Regions from separate parts of the Homo sapiens genome. Here region 2 is linked to region 1. A link is an interaction called in ENCODE POLR2A ChIA-PET data of the cell type or tissue named here. Cell type or tissue: OCI-LY7. All regions are shown on one strand. Links, peaks and the distances in the headings refer to the core of each region. The heading gives the core; the rest is flanking DNA.

Evidence for each region. Peaks named below come from ENCODE experiments on the same cell type or tissue, not always from the same donor. Only the 100,000 strongest peaks of a DNase experiment are listed, where the experiment ranks them.
Region 2: POLR2A ChIA-PET joins it to region 1 with 6 read pairs; 14 of 35 experiments call an interaction of 5 or more read pairs at or near these places.

The regions. Positions count from the first base shown.
Region 1 is chr22:31,195,988-31,205,865 of GRCh38, reverse strand. It overlaps RNF185 (ring finger protein 185), which reads right to left. Exons shown (of 7, transcript NM_152267.4): 5 at 8,876-8,930; 6 at 4,251-4,368; 7 at 1-1,377. The coding sequence ends at 1,280. Among named protein-coding and RNA genes, the nearest start is that of LIMK2, 11 kb to the left of the region's middle. In OCI-LY7, for the core only: a CTCF peak has its summit at 6,493 (motif pointing left); no DNase peak of the experiment used is centred there.
Region 2 is chr22:31,302,231-31,312,108 of GRCh38, reverse strand. LOC105372997 (a long non-coding RNA gene) reads left to right here and starts at 9,323. Exons shown (of 4, transcript XR_001755493.3): 1 at 9,323-9,878. It also overlaps the pseudogene RNA5SP496. RefSeq lists an enhancer at 5,343-5,402. In OCI-LY7, for the core only: no CTCF peak of the experiment used is centred there; a DNase peak (open chromatin) is centred at 3,698; H3K4me3 peaks cover 931 bases; H3K27ac peaks cover 1,052 bases.

The sequences.
Region 1 (9,878 bases), core at 2,449-7,448:
TCAAGGTATTGGGAAGAATAATTTCCCCTCGATTCCACAGGAGGGAAGACCACACAATATCATTGTGCTGGGGCTCCCCAAGGCCCTGCCACCTGGCTTTACAAATCATCAGGGGTTGCCTGCTTGGCAGTCACATGCTTCCCTGGTTTTAGCACACATACAAGGAGTTTTCAGGGAACTCTATCAAGCCATACCAAAATCAGGGTCACATGTGGGTTTCCCCTTTCCTTGCCTCTTCATAAAAGACAACTTGGCTTCTGAGGATGGTGGTCTTTTGCATGCAGTTGGGCTGACCTGACAAAGCCCCCAGTTTCCTGTGGCAGGTTCTGGGAGAGGATGCATTCAAGCTTCTGCAGCCTAGGGGACAGGGCTGCTTGTTCAGTTATTACTGCCTCGGAGCTCCAAATCCCACCAAAGTCCTGACTCCAGGTCTTTCCTAATGCACAGTAGTCAGTCTCAGCTTCGGCAGTATTCTCGGCTGTATGTTCTCTGGCAGAGAGAGGCAGATGAACATAGTTTTAGGGAGAAAGCTGATGGGAAACCTGTGAGTTAAGCCACATGTCTCACCAGGAATAATTTATGCCAGGAAACCAGGAAGTCATTCAAGTTGTTCTCTGAGGCCAAAGACACTGAGCACAGCCCAGAGCCAATAAAAGATCTTTGAGTCTCTGGTGAATTCACGAAGTGACCCCAGCTTTAGCTACTGCAATTATGATTTTTATGGGACAGCAATTTCTTGCATCTCTACAGAGGAAGAAGAGGGGGAGTGGGAGGGGAAGGAAAGAGAACAGAGCGGCACTGGGATTTGAAAGGGGAACCTCTCTATCTGAGGAGCCCCCACTGGCTTCAGAAGCAACTTACCAAGGGGTATTTAAAGACATGAAAATTTCCAGAAATACCATTTGGTGCATCCCTTTGTTTCTGTAATATTAAACTCAGGTGAAATTATACTCTGACAGTTTCTCTCTTTCTGCCTCTTCCCTCTGCAGAGTCAGGACCTGCAGAACTGGCTGAAACAAGATTTCATGGTGTCACCCATGAGAGATGACTCAATGCCAAGGCCTGAAGTTATAGAGTGTTTACAGCGGTGGCGATATTCAGGGGTCATCGCCAACTGGTCTCGAGTTCCAAAGCTCTGATGAAGAAACAAGACTCCTTGATGTGTTACTGATCCCACTGATTCCAGGAGTCAAGATTAGCCAGGAAGCCAAACACCAGGAGTTGGGGTGGCACGTCACCAGTCCAGAGCCCTGCCACGGATGTAGGCAGGAGCCCAGCATTAGGCAATCAGGAGCCAGAACATGATCACCAGGGCCACAAATAGGAAGAGGCGTGACAGGAACTGCTCGTCCACATACTGGGGTGTCCCAGGGACAGCTGGAGAGACAGAAAGGAGAAAACAGGCTATTAGAACACTGCAGCTATGCACACTGCCCACTCAGGCCAGAAGTTGACAGCATCAATCTTTATCTCTTTACAACATCAGAATCCTACACACAAAAAGATTTCTTTTTTTTTTTTTTGAAATGTAGTCTCGCTCTGTTGCCCAGGCTAGAGTGCAGTGGCACGATCTCAGCTCACTGCAACCTCCGCTTCCCAGGTTCAAGCGATTCTCCTGCCTCAGCCTCCTAAGTAGCTGGGATTACAGGTGTGCGCCACCAAGCCTGGCTAATTTTTGTATTTTTAGTAGAGACGGGGTTTCACCATGTTGGTCAGGCTGGTCTCGAACTCCTGACCTTGTGATCCGCCTGCCTCAGCCTCCAAAAGTGCTGGGATTACAGGCATGAGCCACCATGCCTGGCCTTTTTTTTTTTTTTTCTTTTTGAGGTGGAGTTTTGCTCTTGTTGCCCAGGCTGGAGTGCAATGGCACGATCTCGGCTCACTGCAACCTCCACCTCCTAGGTTCAAGCGATTCTGCTGCCTCAGCCTCCTGAGTAGCTGGGATTACAGGCACGCACCACCACACCCGGCTAATTTTTTTTTTGTATTTTTAGTAGGAACAGGGTTTCACCATGTTAGCCAGGCTGGTCTCAAACTCCTGACCTCAGATGATCCGCCCACCTCAGCCTCCCAAAGCGTTGGCATTACAGGCATGAGCCATCGCGCCCAGCCAAAAAAAATTTCTAAACCCCAAATAATATCAGGCAAAATGAAACTATGTGGAACAATAACAATAAGGACAAGACACGGTCCAATTTATCATAAAAGGTTTGGCCTGCACATGCAAATAAACCAGGTGATTAACAGGAAACTCTTGCAGGAAATAATGAAAGCAAGCCTACTATTTGTTAAGTATCTTCTATCTGCTAAGTGTTTTGTACATGTTATTATTTGGTGGATATTATTATTTCCATTTTGAGTAGGAAGCAGCTGAAACATAGGTTTGAGGTGACCTGTTCAAGATTGAAAGGCTCAGAAATTAGTGGCAGAGCTCTGCAGCCTCTCCACACACTGCCTCTCAAGGGCCCCACAGGGATTGCCTTCCTTTTCCAGAAGAGAACTAGGATCCAGACAGGCAAAATGACTTGTTTTTCAAGGTAGAGGCAGAACTGGGGTGAGAACCTAAGTCTCCACTCCTCTCTGCTTTAGGAAAAGCTACCATTTAGAGCTCCCTGTCCTGACTTTGGGGGAAGGAGGATAAAAGAATCTGTGTCCAGGATGGGCAAATTGTACCAAGCATGACAAGGGAAAACTGTGACTGTGGCAGGGGGATAAAGTAATCCAGAGTCTAGCCTGGCTGTGGAACTCTGCTTAGCTGGGGAATCCAAGGTTAGCCTTCGACCAGGTTAGAAGGATGCAAGCTATCAGGCAGGTTCTTGCTGGCTTCACAGGAATTTGCCCTTTCTTCAGGGCAGAGTACACCCTATCTTTTGGGGTATACTTCCTCTGAAAAACAAATGTGAACAGAGGATAAACCTTCAAGGCAGATAAAGTAAGAAAGGGCATCCCCAGGGCCGGGCGCGGTGGCTCACGCCTGTAATCCCAGCACATTGGGAGGCCCAGGCGGGCGGATCACGAGGTCAGGAGATCGAGACCATCCTGGCTAACACAGTGAAACCCTGTCTCTACAAAAAAATACAAAAAAATTAGCCAGGCGTGGTGGCAGGCGCCTGTAGTCCCAGCTACTCGGGAGGCTGAGGCAGGAGAATGGCGTAAACCTGGGAGGTGGAACTTGCAGTGAGCCGAGATTGTGCCACTGCACTCCAGCCTGGGGGACAGAGCGAGACTCCATCTCAAAAAAAAAAAAAAAAAAAAAAAGGCATTCCCAAGATATCTTGGTGCTGAGATTCCTCAGCTAGATGCTCTGATGGATTCACGAAGACAGACAGGCAGGCAGGCAGGCAGTCAAGAAAGACTTATAGATCACCTGCTGTGTACCAAGGACCAGGGTGGGGATGAGAATAACTGGGATGACCCAGTTACCATCTTTAGGGCATAAGCTCTTGGCGTGAACCACACAATGGTCACTTCTGTACCATATGCTGTGTCCAGTGCACATGAAGCTCCAACAAGTGCAGGCAGAGCTCAACCGATCATGGCATCTCTGCAGGCTCCACAGTAAGGATCTTGGCTTGGGTGTCAGACTGTGATAAGAGTTCAAGGCACCCACCTCATAGAGGTGGCTTGCACCTATAGAGCAAGGGCTCTATACCGAATGCGGATGGCACTTTCAAGCAGTAGGAGGGAGAACTGCAGCAGCAGTTGGTAGACCTAGGCATGGTTCCCACAGGGCTGAGGCTGCTTCTGACCAGCCTCATGTTGTGTCCTGAAGGAAGCTAGACAGAGATGCCAGAGAATGGAGATGCCTTCACTCCTTATGGGTCATCTCACATTTCCAGGCCCCCAAATGGTCAAAGTGGGAAGTAAATGTGCAGAACTAGGCTTTTCCTCAGCTGAGTATCACTTACAGTTTTCCATTTTATAGACATGGGGTATGTCTTGGTAACATTACTGAGCATTTTCTGATCTGTTAAACGCAGCTAATCACACACCTGTTCCATAGGGTGGTTGTGATGATCCCCTGAGCTTGGAATGGAAAGTGCTATATATATGCATGCCTAATAGTTGGTAAGTGCTCAGCATTGTTACCATGTCTGTAAGTGATCTAAAAACAGCTTAAGATATTTTGAAAAGGCTGATTATCCATGTAGTGACAATTATCTGTAACTTATATACTGCTGAATTCCAAGGAGCTTTCAAGCAATATTACTAAGATATCTTCCTAATTTCTCAAGGAAATAGGGTCTTACCTGGAGGAGGCCGCCCATCATTTATATTAAATGCTGTGGCAAATATCCCAAAGGGAAATGCCCCAATTCCAAAAGACATCTGGAAGCCACCATCTCCAAATCCAAATCCTTGAAATCCCTGTGTGGAAGAAAGGCAATTAAGGGCAGGAGAATCAGGCAGGTTTCTCCTGTGCCTGTCAAAACTCAACATACCTCACGTTGTCTTGCATGTGGCACCTGCCTCTTCTCCCTACCTTGTGCCACATGTTTCGAAGGTGGGGGACAGCTTTTCCTCCCATATATACCCTGAAGTAGAGGAACTCTGGCAAGCCCTCTGCCCTTTTAGCCTTAGCTTCCAGCTAAGAATCTATGAATGGGCCAAAAAGGACTGGCTCTGACCCAGTGTGAAACACTCTGCTGACATAAGTCAGCACTCACAGGGCTTGAGGATATTTTCCATAGTCCCACATTAGCTAGTAACACCTTCTACATGCTTTATAGGAGCAATATTGACAGCCACCCCTGTGCCCAAGGGAACATCAAACAAGCTACACATTATCTTTAATAGCAAAAATGTTGAAACTCTAATTAGCCAACAATGGAAGTCATGATCAAAATCTTGATACATGCATTCAAAGAACCATTACCCTGACTTAAGCGGTAACACTGAACAACTCTTGTGACCAAGTTATCAGACAAAATTGTTTGAACACTGTGGTCACAACTACATGACAATATGTAGGTATATGGACAAGTTACGGATTAAAATTTCTTTTAATACTGTTACATAGAATTTTTACATTTTAAAACACTATAATGTTTTCTGGTTATAAAAGTAATATATACTTGCTATAAGAAACTCACATATTACAGAAATAATTGACAGAGTCAGAGATCTTCTATTCACCTTCCCACTTCGCAGCCACTCCACTTTACCTCTGAAATAACCACTATCAGCAGTTTGGTATATCACCCTCAGTTTTCTTTCCATGTGCATGTTCTACACTGCATCATCTTTCACATGAAAAGATTCAGCAGGAACAATACTGTGAATAAATAACTCCCTTTTTTAAAGCGTGAGCTCTGTGCTAGGCACCATGTTAAGCACTAGGACATATAAATCATGTTTAATTTTTACATTGGCTTCATCTGCATTTCACAGATGACCAAACTGAGGCTTGGAGAGGTGAAATAACTTGACCAAGGAGTACAGTTTAGATCTAAAACTAGGTCAATTTGATCTGAAAACACATGCTTTTCTTTTTCTTTTCTTTTTTTTTGAGACAGGGTCTCGCTCTGTCACCAAGCCTGGAGTGCAATGGTGCAATCATGGCTCACTGTAGACTCAACCTCCCAGGCTCAAGCAATGCTCCCATCTCAGCCTCTTGAGTAGCTGGGACCACAGGTGTACCCCTCCATGCTTTGCTAATTTTTAAATTTTTTGTACAGATAGGGTCTCACTTTGTTGCTCAGGCTGGTCTCAAACTCCTGGGCTCAAGTGATCCTCCCACCTCAGCCTCCCAAAGTGCTGGGATTAGAGGCCAGAGCCACTGTGCCCGGCCTTCATGCTCTTAATTACTGTGCGCATCTTTCAAATATTTTTTTCTCTTCCCCTGCACCCCTGATGAGAGGTTTAGAACAAATGATTTTAAAAATAATAAAAAGCAGACAGACTATTGGGTCAAATGCTCTTCACAAAGAGCTCAATGGCCTTCATTTATGAGTTTTTTGCAAGTCACAAAAATAGCTGCTCTCCATCACACACTGATCAGCCTGGCATCTAGTTCCAAACTTCTTGCCAGATGGCATCACCTATAAAGCCTAACAGCTGACTTAATGAGAGGGCAAACCTAAAGGGAGGGAAAACAAAGAGTTTCCATCTCCTCAATACAAAATGCCTCCTACTCAGTTCATGGTTGAATCTAATGGCTCCTGGGACTGAGGCTGCCTTACTTGGGAAGGTGCAATTGTTTCATCAGGAACCACAGATTCATTCAGTGCAATCCTGAGGACTAACCGTTCTGCTTCCCTTCTAGCAACATCTTTATGATCTCACCAGTCCATACATTTGGTGGGATTATGTTCCTGGGCCAGAGTATGCAAAAAAACATCGCTAGTAGCTGCAGGTGCTTATAAATGCTAGAGGTATGCACTTTGGTCAACAAGGCCAGGGCCTCTGGCTTCTGGGGGCCTCTGATTCCTGCATTAGTTGCTAATGCTCTGTAGGAAACCAAAACCTAGGAATGTTAAAGTGGTGTCACCTGGTGGTCAAGAGCAGAGACTTCAATACCAGCCAGATCTGGGTTTCAGCACTGTACGTGTGGCCCTGGACAGATCACTTTACCTATCTGGGCCTCAGTTTCCTCCTCCGTTAAATGAGTTGATGTGAGGCTTAAATGAGATCATGCATATAAAGCTCTTAACATATAGTTATTTCCATATAGTAACCATTCAACAAGTGTTCACTGCTAGTATTATTATTAAGGGTAATCCGGAGAAGAGAACCTTAATTTCTTTCTTTCTTTTTTTTTTTTTTTGAGACAGAGTCTTGCTCTGTCGCCAAGGCTGGAGTGCAGTGGTGTGATCTCAGCTCACTGCAACCTCTGCCTCCCGAGTTCAAGTGATTCTCCTGTTTCAGCCTCCCGAGTAGCTGGGACTACAGGCACATGCCACCACACCCGGCTAATTTTTATGTTTTTAAGAAAGCAGAGACAGGGTTTCACCATATTGGTCAGGCTGGTCTCGAATTCCTGACCTCAGGTGATCCACCCGCCTCAGCCTCCCAAAGTGCTGAGATTACAGGTGTGAGCCACCACGCCCAGCCGAGAACCTTAATTTCTTTCAAGATCCCTGACTCAATAATCCTACTCCTGGAAATCCTAATAAAATGCCATTATTCAAACTCAAAAAAAAAAAAAAAAAAAAAAAAAAAGAAAGTGGCAGTGCGCGGTGGCTCACGCCTGTAATCCCAGCACTTTGGGAGGCCAAGGAGGGCGGATCATCTGAGCTTGGGAGTTCGAGACCAGCCTGACCAACATGGAGAAACCTCGTCTCTACTAAAAATACAAAAATTAGCTGGGCATGGTGGCCCATGCCTATAATCCCAGCTACTCTGGAGGCTGAGGCAGAAGAATTGTTTAAACCCGGGAGGCAGAGGCTGTGGTGAGCCGAGATCGCACTACTACACTCCAGTTGGGCAACAAGAGTGAAACTTCATCTCAAAAAAAAAAAAAAAAAAAAAAGTGTGCAAAGATGGTTATTGTAGCATTATTTAAACAGCAAAATGGGGAAACAACTAAAAGGTCCTTCGATGAGGAAAACCCAAATTACAATGAACCAAAACTCAATGGGTTCCCAGCAATAGCATGGAAAAATAAAAAATAATAAAAAACTCAATAGGATAAATGGCAGCCTAAATAATAAAGAGGACACTTCAGAGCATCATGGAAAACCTGCCAAAATTAAATTTTAAAGCAAACAGAATGGTGATGGCTACATAAAAATACATATGCACAGCCTACAGATGAAGAGAACATGAGGATATGAGAATATACTTGTTCTGGGCTCTTGGCAATGGTGGGTAAATATTTTGCTTTTAAAATTTCTTTAACATTTTAACAGAATTTTTTTAAGAGTAACATTTGATGTAAATATGCAAAAAATGTAAATGTTTTTGTTCCTAGCCACTAGACCACTAGAGACAAATGTGCAATTTTTTTTTAGCCAGTAATCTTACTTCTAAGAATTTATCCTAAGCCAGGTACAGTGGTTCACGCCTGTAATCCTAACACTTTGGGAGGCTGAGGTGGGAGGATTGCTTGAGCCCAGGAGTTAGAGACCAGCCTGGGCAACATAGTGAGACCTTGTTTCTACCCAAACAAAACAAAACAAAAAAAAGAAAGACAAAAAAAAACTCAAAAAACTAGCTGGGCATGGTGCCGTGCACCTGTGGTCCCAGCTACATGGGAGGCTGAGGTAGACTGAGCCCAGGAGGTCGAGGCTACAGTGAACTGTGATCACACCACTGCACTCCAGCCTGGGCTACAGAGTGAGACCCTGTCTTATCCTAATAAAATAATAATGAACATGCTCACAAATTTATCTGTAAGTTCATCAGGATTTTTTTTAACTTGGAAAAAGAAAGCCGCTAATGTCTAACAAAGGATTGAATTATGTTAAATCCACACAACTAAATGCTAAACAGCTAGTTAGTAAAATATTGCTGGCAATGTAAAATCTCAAGATAATACTAAAAGACTCCCACTCACACAAAGAAGGTACTAAGTATCTGTAGAACAAATGAAATTTTAAGAGAGGGTTACAAAACAGGAGCCACATATTGTAAAAAACAAAAAACAAAAACTGTAAAAAGTATACACACATCTGTAAAATACACGCACAGATTTGTAAAATTTGTGTGTATATATAATTATAGAAAAATGGAAAAGAAAATAGAACCAAAATGTTTCCAGTGGTTACCTCTGGATTGGTGTGGTTATAAGTGATTTTTTTCCCCCTCTTTTCCTTTCTGTATTTTACAAGTTTTCCTTTACTTTTATAATCAAGGAGAAAAATTGTAAGGCTAAGAAGGAAACTTCTAAAGCCATCAGCTCATTTGTAGAAGCTTCTCCTAGAATGTTCCTCACCCCTCTATTCTCCGGCTCTGGCCTCTGTCCTTGAGGACGAGGAGGGGTCTTCTCTCTGAAACAGAAATGGTGTAAAATAAGTCTATTACAAATTGCTTTGAGTTGCTCCCTGTGAGGACCTGGAGCTCTTTACCAACAGGGTCAGGGCCATAGCCTCTTTCTTGTCCAGGACATGAACTTATGCCAGATTAATTCTCCAAATACGAACTCTTCATTCTACCTGCAACTGTTCTTCCCACGTGTATAGAGAACCAGGGAGAAAATCAACTCGTTATGAGATATTCACCAGATTGCACTACAGCCTACTCCTCTTACAGAGATCCTGACTCAGATCGGTTAGGAATCATGGCCAGATGCCTTCCCTGGGCCTGTTACAGATAACAGAAATCCCAAATCCATACTGGAACAGAGGGTGGGTTGTCAGCAGTAAGGGCTGAGGTTCATGGTTTCTCTGACCTTCCCCTATTAACTTCAGCTCTATCTCCTACTATTCTTGGGCAAATACCCAATGCTATTATTTTTGAGTCTCACCCCCTCAAATCACTCAACCCATGAATACTCAATTGAGGGCTTAGTTATACAATAAGCATTATGCAGGATGCTGTAATACTGATGACAGACCCAACCCTTGAAGTGTTCATGGTTTCAAGGGGGATAAAGCCAGTCATATGACACTGTGGTGGGAACTGGGTGAGAGCAACTAATGTGAAGAAGACAGACCACTTCAAGGAAGAGGGAACTTTAGGGCTGCTCATAAGAGATGAGTAGAAGTTAGAGGAGCAGGTGGGGGTAGAGGGGTAGCTTGAGCAGGACTGGGGAGGGAAGAAGGCAGAAGAGAGAGCAAATACACAGGCTGATAAATGTGAAAGAGCAAGTCCCTTTAAGAGAAAGTCTAATATGTCGGGTACACAGCATATGCTAGGGTAGCTGGATAAAGGTAAGAGATTCTTCTGGAGAGCTTGGGGATGCCAGACCATGAAGGGCTCTCAATACTTGTGTTTGT
Region 2 (9,878 bases), core at 1,713-6,712, 110 kb before region 1:
GAGAGCTGGTGAGTGGAGGTCCAAGTCACTTTGACTTGAGTAAAGTGAAAATGTGTGGCAGGTTCATGGGACTCTGAAATGGGAGAGACAAAAGAGAGTTTAAGGCTGGAAAACACTGTGATTCTATCAATACAAACAAAACAAAACAAAACAAAACTCTCTCTCAGAGAAAGAATACTGTACACAATAAGACTGCTAAAAGAAGTCAAAATTAGAGCACACACCCCAGTATCTAAGCGAAACAGCATCAAGAACAAGTAGAAAATGAAAACTTGAATAATATACTGACTTTGTTTCAAAATAATCTAGTGGTAAGAGGGAGTGAGTGGGGGTGGGTATGAAAGAAGACTGGGTATGTGTTGATGATTCCACAAACTGGGTGACAGGTATTTGGTGATTTATTATATTACTTTCTTTACTTTTGTGCATGTTTTTAAATTTCCATAGGGAAAGCTAATATATATCTCTTTCTCAACAACTTAGTCAATAACCACTGTAGCCAAGTTTCACACAGGACACCCTATTTGCTATGGGAGAAAACTGAGCAGATTTGCCCATGCAAAATTCCTAAAGAGTTCAGAACACACCAAAGCTGTGGATGTTTTCTCTCCCGTCCCCTTCTCTCAGATATGTTGCTAGAGCTTATGGTCCTGATCCTTTAGATAGGGGTACAATGGCTATAAGTTATTTCATAGGGGCTCCTTATCTATGTTATTCATGAGGGCAGGGACTGTGCCTATTTCATATTTGAATCCTGGAATGTAGCCAGGATTCAATAAAAATTTATTGAATGCACATCAAATATGTTATAATTATTTAAAAGGTCTGTACAGAAAATATGAGTTGGGTTATGACTCAAGGTTCTTTAAAATATATATTCACTGTACTTCTACACACCCATTAGGATGGCTATTATCAAAACATAAGAGTTGGTGAGGATGTGGAGAAATTGGAACCTTTATGCACTGTTGGTAGCAATGTAAAATAGTACCACTACTGGAAAATGGTATGGTGGTTTCTAAAAAAATTAAAATTCAAATTATCATATGATCCAGCCATTCTAGTTCTGGTATATACTCAAAGGAATTGAAAACAGGGTCTCAAAGAGGTATTTGTCTACCCATATTCACAGCAACATTATTCACAATAGCCAAAAGGTAGAAACAACCCAAGTGTCCATCAGTGGGTGAATGGATAAACAAAAGATGGTATACAATGACATATTATTAGCTTTAAAAGGAAGGAAAGGGCCAGGCACAGTGGCTCATGCCTGTAATCCCAGCACTTTGAGAGGCCGAGGTGGGTGGATCACAAGGTCAGGAGATGGAGATCATCCTGGCTAACACGGTGAAACCCCGTCTCTACTAAAAATACAAAAAAAATTAGCCAGGCGTGGTGGCGGGCACCTGTAGTCCCTGCTACTCGGGAGGCTGAGGCATGAGAATCGCTTGAACCTCCCCGGGAGGCGGAGCTTGCAGTAAGCCGAGATCGCACCACTGCACTCCATCCTGGGCGACAGAGTGAGACTCCCTCTCAAAAAAAAAAAAAAAAAAAAAAAGGACGGAAAGGCTGAGTGCAGTGGCTCAAGCCTGTAATCCCAGCACTTTGGGATGCAGAGGTGACCAGACTGCTTGAGCTCAGGAGTTCAAGACCAGCCTGGGCAACATGGCGAGGCCCCACCTCTACTAAAAATACAAAAAAATAGCCGGACGTGGGCTGGGCGCAGTGGCTCAGGCCTGTAATCCCAGCACTTTGGGGGGCTGAGGCAGGCGGATCACTAGGTGAGGAGTTTGAGAACAGCCCGGCCAACATGATGAAACCCCGTCTCTACCAAAAATATAAAAAATTAGCCGGGTGTGGTGGCACACCCCTGTAATCCCAGCTACTTGGGAGGCTGAGGCAGAAGAATTGCTTGAACCCGGGAGGCAGAGGTTGCAATGAGCCAAAATCGCGCCACTGCACTCCAGCCTGGGTGACAGAGCGAGACTCCATCTCAAAAAAAAAAAAAAAAAAAAAGCCAGACGTGGTGGTGCACACCTGTGGTCCTAGCTCCTTGGGAGGCTGAGGCAGGAGGATAGCTGAGGCAGAGGTTGCAATGAGCTAAGATTGTGCTACTGCACTCCAGCCTGGGTGACAGAGTGAGACCATGTCTCGAATAAAAAAAATACAAATAAAAAGGGAGGATATTCTGACACGTGCTACAACATAGATAAACCTTGAGGACATTATGCTAAGTAAAATTAGCCAGTCACAAAAAACAAATACTGTATGATCCCACTTATATGCCATACCTCGAGTAGTCAAATTCATACTATAGAGTCAGAGAGTAGAATGATGGTTTCCAGGGGCTGGGGGAATGGGGAATGGAGAGTTGGAAATTGGGATCTTAAATGTGGGTTAATGGCCAGGTGTGGTCACTCATGCCTTTAATCCCAGCACTTTGGGAGGCCAAGTCCAGTGGATTGCTTGAGCCTGGAGTTTGAGACCAGTCTGGACAACATGGCAAAACCCTGTCTCTACAAAAAATACAAAAAAATTACCTGGGCATGGTGGCACTCACCTGTAGTCTGAGCTACTCGGGAGGGTGAGGTGGGAGAATCGCTTGAGCACAGGAGGTTGAGGCGGCAGTGAGGCGTGAGTATGCCACTGCACTCCAGCCTGGGTGACAGAGGAGTGAGACTCTGTCTCAAAAAAAAAAAAAAACAGAAAAAAGTGGGTTAATGAAATCAACCTGAAACCATCTACTTTCATCACTGAAACAAAATTCTACCTTGTGCAAATTTAAACTCATTTAGTTCATAACAATTTTCAGTAGGCACAAAGACTAGAGAGTTTTGTTATAAAACATTAAATCAGGCCCGGTGCACTGGCTCACACCTGTAATCCCGGCACTTATGTAGGCCGAGGTGGGTGGATCGCCTGAGGTCAGGAGTTCAAGACCAGCCTGGCCAACATGGCAAAACCTCGTCTCTACCAAAAATACAAAAATTAGCCAGGTGTATGGTGCATGCCTGTAATCCCAGCTACTTGGGAGGCTGAGGCACAAGAATCGCTTGAACCCATGAGGCAGAGGTTGCACTGAGCTGAGATCGAGCCACTGCACTCCAGCCTTAGTGACAGAGCAAGACTCCATCTCAAAAAAAAAAAAAAAAAAATTAAATCTAGCACGGACTTTAATGAAATGGGTACAGAATCCAACTGGGGAAGAGGAAAATCATCTTGATTTCCCAAAAGGGAATAAGAAATTCAAAACCTCCCTTGGAAAAAATACTGAGATATATTTTCTGTTGACCAATAGGAAAGGAGCATTTGGTAATGATAACAACAAAGGAATCCATGGGAGTGGGGGATGAATTCTGTTCCTGGCAGCACTCTGACATCACTGGATGACCCTGAACAAGACCCATAATTTCTGATGGCTCTTCCTTTCTAAAGACGAGGGTACAGTACATATGGAAACAGTGCTTATAAATGCTTGTTCTGGCACCATGAAAGAGGTTTAAAAGACAGGTTCTTTCCCATGTGTCTCCTCATCAGTATGACATCTCAGGGATTGTAATTTACAACAAAGCATATCATAGATCATAAGGCCAGTGCCACTCTTGACTTCTGGAAAGCTCTGGTTCAAGGAAGAGGTTTTCTTAGCAGGCTTTCTGCATCAGAAGTTCAGTCCACAACTGGCAGGAAGTATCAGCACTGAGCTGAAGCAGATAGGTATAGCCTGAGTTTCTGTGAGGATGAACTAAAAACAGCAGCCAGTATTCTTTGACATCAAGGGAGTGGGCCTCAGTAGTGAATGAGTCTGGGTCCAGAAGAAATAGTGCAAACAAGTCTTTCTAAAACAGTAAAAAACAACTCAGAAAATAAGAGCCTGGAAAATCTAACCACAGCACAGTAAGGCAATAAAACAAACACTTCTTAATTACCTTAAATGGCAAGTGTGCTAATTATGCAAATGATCCACACAGAAGTACTTGCATCAAAAAAAGGAAAATATGAAATAATGATCATGATATACTAAAATGTACTAAAAGTCAGAAGCACATTTGGAGTAATAAAAGTAGAGCATTCAAAAAGCTAAATAATCAAAACAATATATCATACTGGTAGAGAATAGACATATATATGTATGGAACAGAATTGAGAGTCCAGAAATAAACTTAAACATCTGTGGTCAACTGACTTTCCACAAGAGTATTAAGACTATCTGGCCGGGCGCGGTGGCTCACACCTGTAATCCCAGCACTTTGGGAGGCCAAGGCAGGTGCATCACGAGGTCAGGAGATCGAGACCATCCTGGCTAAAACGGTGAAACCCCATCTCTACTAAAAACACAAAAAATTAGCCGGGCATGGTGGCAGGCACCTGTAGTCCCAGCTACTGGGGAGGCTGAGGCAGAATGGCGTGAACCCGGGAGGCGGAGCTTGCAGTGAGCAGAGATCGTGCCACTGCACTCCAGCCTGGGCGATAGAGTGAGACTCTGTCTCAAAAAAAAAAAAAAAAAAAAAAAAAAAAAAAAAGACTACTCAATGGAGAAAGGTTAATCTATAACAAATAGTGCTGGATATCCACATGCAAAATAGGATATCAGAAGCATAAAACACTAAAGGAAAAAACAGATACAATTGAGTTGATCAAAATTTACAACTTTGTGCATCAAAGGACTATCAAGAAAGTGAGAAGACAACCCACAGACTGGCAGAAAATATTTCCAAGTCATATATCTGATAAGGGTCTAGTAACCAGAGTATATAAAAAACTCTTGGCTGGGTGCGGTGGTTTACGCCTGTAATCCCAGCACTTTGGGAGGCTGAGGCAGGTGAATTACCTGAGCTCAAGAGTTCCAGACCAGCCTGGGCAGCATGGTGAAACCCCGTCTCTACTAAAAATACAAAAAATAAGCTGGGCACTGTAGCATGCACCTGTAGTCCCAGCTACTTGGGAGGCTGAGACAGGAGAATCACTTCAGCTTGGGAGATAGAGATTGCAGTGAGCCAAGATTGTGCCACTGCACTCCAGCCTGGGCAACAGAGTGAAACCTTGTCAAAAAAAAAAAAAAAAAAAACAAAAATGAAAAACAACTCTTACAACTCAACAACAAAAAGACAACCTGATTTTTAAAATGGGGGAAAGGACTTCAATAAACATTTCTTCAAAGAATATAAACAAACAGCCAACAAGCACATTAGTCATTAGGAAAATGCAAATCAAAACCACAATGAGATCCTACTTCGCACTCACAAATATGGCCATAATAAAAAAGGAAAAAAATCAACAACATCCTTGTTGGCAAGGATGTGGAAAAATTAGAATCCTCATACATTGCTGGTGGGATGTAAACTGGTACAGCCACCAGTACCTGACTACAGCCATACCACCACGAACATGTCCAATCTTGTCTAAACTTTGATGTGGAAAAACTGATACGGAAAGTAGTTTGATCAGCCGGGCACAGTGGCTCACGTCTGCAATCTCAGAACTTTGGGGAGCTGAGGGGGGTGGATCACCTGAGGTTGGGAGATGAAGACCAGCCTGGCCAACATGGCAAAACCTGTCTCTACTAAAAATACAAATTTTTGTATTTTTAGTAGAGCCGGGTGTGGTGGCTCACACCTGTAATCGCAGCTGCTCGTGAGGCTGAGGCAGGAGAGTCATTTGAACCCAGGAGGCGGAGATTGCAGTGAACCAAGATCACATCACTGCACTCCAGCCTGGGTGACAGAGCGAGACTCCATCTCAAAAAAAAAAAAAAAAAGAAAAAGAAAAGAAAATAGTTTGATGGTTCCTCGAAAAGTTAAACACAGAATAACCAGCAATGCCACTCCTAGGTATATACTCAAAAGAAATGAAAACAGGTATCAAACAAAAACCTGTACATGAATATTCATAGTAGCATTATTCATAATAGCCAAAAGGTGGAAACAACTCAAATGTCCACCAACTGATGACTAGATAAACAAAATATGGTACATCCATACACAGGAATATTATTCAGCCATAAAAAGAAATGCTGATACATGCTACAACTTAGATGAACCTTCAAAACATCATGCTTAGTAGAAGAAGCCAGACACAAAAGGTTGCATATAGTATGATTCCATTTACATAAAATGTCTGGAATAGGCATATCCATAGAAATACAAAGAGATCAGTATTTACTTGGAACACTTGGGACAATAACAAATAAAATAATAAAAATTTTAAAAAAGAGTCCAGGCGCAGTGGCTCACGCCTGTAATCCCAGCACTTTGGGAGGCCAAGGTGGGTGGATCATAAGGTCAGGAGATCGAGACCGTGGTGAAACCCCGTCTCTACTAAAAATACAAAAAATTAGCCGGGCACGCTGGCGGGCGCCTGTAGTCCCAGCTACTCGGGAGGCTGAGGCAGGAGAATGGCGTGAACCTGGGAGGCGGAGCTTGCAGTGAGCCGAGATCATGCCACTGCACTCCAGCCTGGCTGACAGAGCGAGACTCCGTCTCAAAATAATAATAACAATAATAATAATAATAATAATAATAATTATTATTATTATTATTTAAAAAAGAAGGAGATCAGAGGTTGCCAGAGGGTGAGGAGAAAGGAAAATGAAGAGTGGCTGCCAACAGGTACTAGGTTTCTCCCATCTGAGTACTAACCAGACTCAACCCTGCTTAGCTTCTGAGATCAGACAAGATTGCACATGTTCAGGGTGGTATGGCTGTAGACAGGTACCAGCGTTTCTTTTTGGGGTGATGAAGTGTTCTGGAATTAGATAGCGGTGATGGTTACACAACCTTGTGAATATACAGACATGAGCCACATAATGATGTTTCAGTCAACAGACCGCATATATGACAGTGGTCCTATAACACAGTGGTCCCCAACCTTTTTGGCACCAGGGACTGGTTTCATGGAAGACAATTTTTCCATGGACTGGGGGTGATGGGGGGATGGTTTCAGGATGAAACTGTTCCACCTCAGATCATCAGGCATTAGTTAGATTCTTGGAAGGAGTGCGCAACCTAGATCCCTAGCATGTGCAGTTCACAATAGGGTTCACACTCCTATTAGAATCTAATGTCACCACTGATCTGACAAGAGGCAGAGCTCAGATGGTAATGTTTGCTCACCTGCTGCTCACCTCCTGCTGTGCTACTGGGTTCCTAACTGGCCACAGCCCTGGGGTTTGGGGATCCCCGCTATAAGATTATAATACCATATTTTTACTGTACCTTTTCTATGTTTAGATACACTAATACTTATCATTGTGTTAAAGTTGCCTATAGTATTTAGTACAGTTAGATGCTGTACAGGTTTGTAGCCTGAGATCAGTAGGTTACACCATATAGCCTAGATATGTAGTAGGCTGTCCCGTCTAGGTTTGTGTAATTATACTCTATGATGTTTGCATGACGCATTTCTCAGAACCTATCCTTGTTGTTAAGTGACGCACAGGTACTAACAACTACTGAACTGTATGCTGTAAAATGATGAATTTCATGATATGTGAATTGTATCTCAATAGAAAAGAGCATTTATAAAGTTTTTGTTGCTAAATTTATTTACTTTCGGTAAATTTTCTTTTAAAAGATGTCTATGTTTTACTGTCTTCGTGGTGCTGGGACATAACTGACATCTGAAGCCTTGAATGCCTCTCTTTGCAAACTCATTTGTTACTACTCAGTTACCATCTCACCTCCAATACCCAACTGCATACCAAACCTCTAGCCATTACTAGAACACATACTCTGAGCTCTGCCATACTTTAGCGCCTGCACACATGCTGTTTCTTCTGCTCAGAAACTTTTGTGCCTTCTGTCCATCCCATCCAAGCCTGTTTTTCAATGCCCAACACAAATGTCACTGGTACCCTGAAACTTCAACTCCTCCTTGCCCCATCTCAGAAAATGTAACTTTCTGTATTCTTCTCTCTGTATATTCCTCTAAAGTGGTATTTCTTATACTATACCATAATGACCTGGTCCCATATTTGTCCTCTTCTTCCCTCTTCATCCCAGACTGGGACCACAAGGAGGTAGAACTTTTTCTGTTTTTTTTTTTTTTTGAGACAGAGTCTTGCTCTGTCGCCAGGCTGGAGTGCAATGGCACGATCTCGGCTCACTGCAACCTCTGCCTCCCGGGTTCAAGTGATTCTCCTACCTCAGCCTCCCCAGTAGCTGGGATTTCAGGCGCACATCACCATGCCCAGCTAATTTTTGTATTTTTAGTAGAGACGGGATTTCACCATGTTGACCGGGATGGTCTCGATCTCTTGTCCTCGTGATCCGCCCGTCTCAGCCTCCCAAAGTGTTGGGATTACGGCCATGAGCCACTGCGCCCGGCCGGAGGTACAACTTTCTTAGTCAATCTTGAGCACCAGTGTAGTGCTTAGAATCGGGTAGTGAGAGAAGCTAACATTTACTGAATGCCTAAGAAGTCCAGGGCACATAACAGTCTTCACAACCATCCTGTGAAGTACGTATTACCCTATCCATTTTACAGATAAAGAAACTTGAGTTTCAAGAAAGGTATACCTAAGGTCATTCAACTTGTTAAATGATGGAATGGAGGAGTTGAGACCAGATTGGACTTCTGCCTCTTTTTTTTTTTTTTTTTTTTTTGAGACAGGCTGGAGTGCAGTGGTGTGATCTCAGCTCACTGCAAGCTCTGCCTCCCAGGTTCACGCCATTCTCCTGCCTCAGCCTCCCAAGTAGCTGGGACTACAGGCGCCTGCCACCACGCCCGGCTAATTTTTTCTACTTTTAGTAGAGACGGGGTTTCACCGTGTTAGCCAGGATGGTCTCAATCTCCTGACCTCGTGATCTGCCCACCTCGGCCTCCCAAAGTGCTGGGATTACAGGCGTGAGCGACCGCGCCCAGCCGAACTTCTGCCTCTTAAATCCAGGGTTCTCCCTGTCAGTACAGTGAGGTGGTAACTAGCAAAAGCTATGAGATATGACTGCCTGGGTACATATCCCAGCTCTTTCACTTATCTTTGTGGCTTTACGCAAATTACTTAACCTCTTTATGATTGTTTCTTCATTTGTAAAAGGAAGATAATAACAGTGCCTATATATAGGGTTTTTATGAAGAATAAATGAGATAGTATATATAAAGCACTTAGAACAGTATCTGGCACATACTAGGTGCTCAATAAATGTTAGCGATGACATTTATTACTGTCCCACATTGAGCTGGTGTTTGTTAAACACTGGATGACTGGATAAAATGTACATCTTTCATGCAGAGATTGCTCGATTATCCATTTCACTGATTCAGGATCAGAGTCTCTTAAGAATCCAGAGAGGGGATGTTGAAGCCCTAAGAAGTAAAAACACTAAAATGATAACATTTTGACCTTTTGAAAACTCTTTGAAGTGGCAATGGCCACAAAATTGAGCGGAAACCAAACATATTCAGCCCCATTTCCAGATAAATTGGATTTGCTAAACCACTCAGAATAACAAGAGCAAGAATTAGATGTTCAGCTAAGCTCTAGCTTCTGATCCTAGATGGTGGCAATAACAACGATAGTATTAATGATAATAGCAGAAACTCTTAATATGTGTGAGGCATTCTTCTAAATGCTTTACATATATTAATTTAATGTTCATCGGAGCAGATTCTCCTACTGTATCCAAGAGATCAGAAATTCAGAGCAAAAAGCAGATTGCTGCCTGATAGCAGATCCACTCTAGGAATGGGGAGATTTTCTCATAAATCTAATGACTGGTGAAAGTGACAAGAGGTTAGTCCACTCAGTGTTGGAAAGGACAAGATCCTAGAAAGTGGAAATGCTCCACTATTGCTTTAGGGGGAACAGCCTGGCTACAACTGGGCAGACTTTCTATTACTAACATCAGGATAATAGGGAAGCTCCTGCCAATGCTGCATAGAAC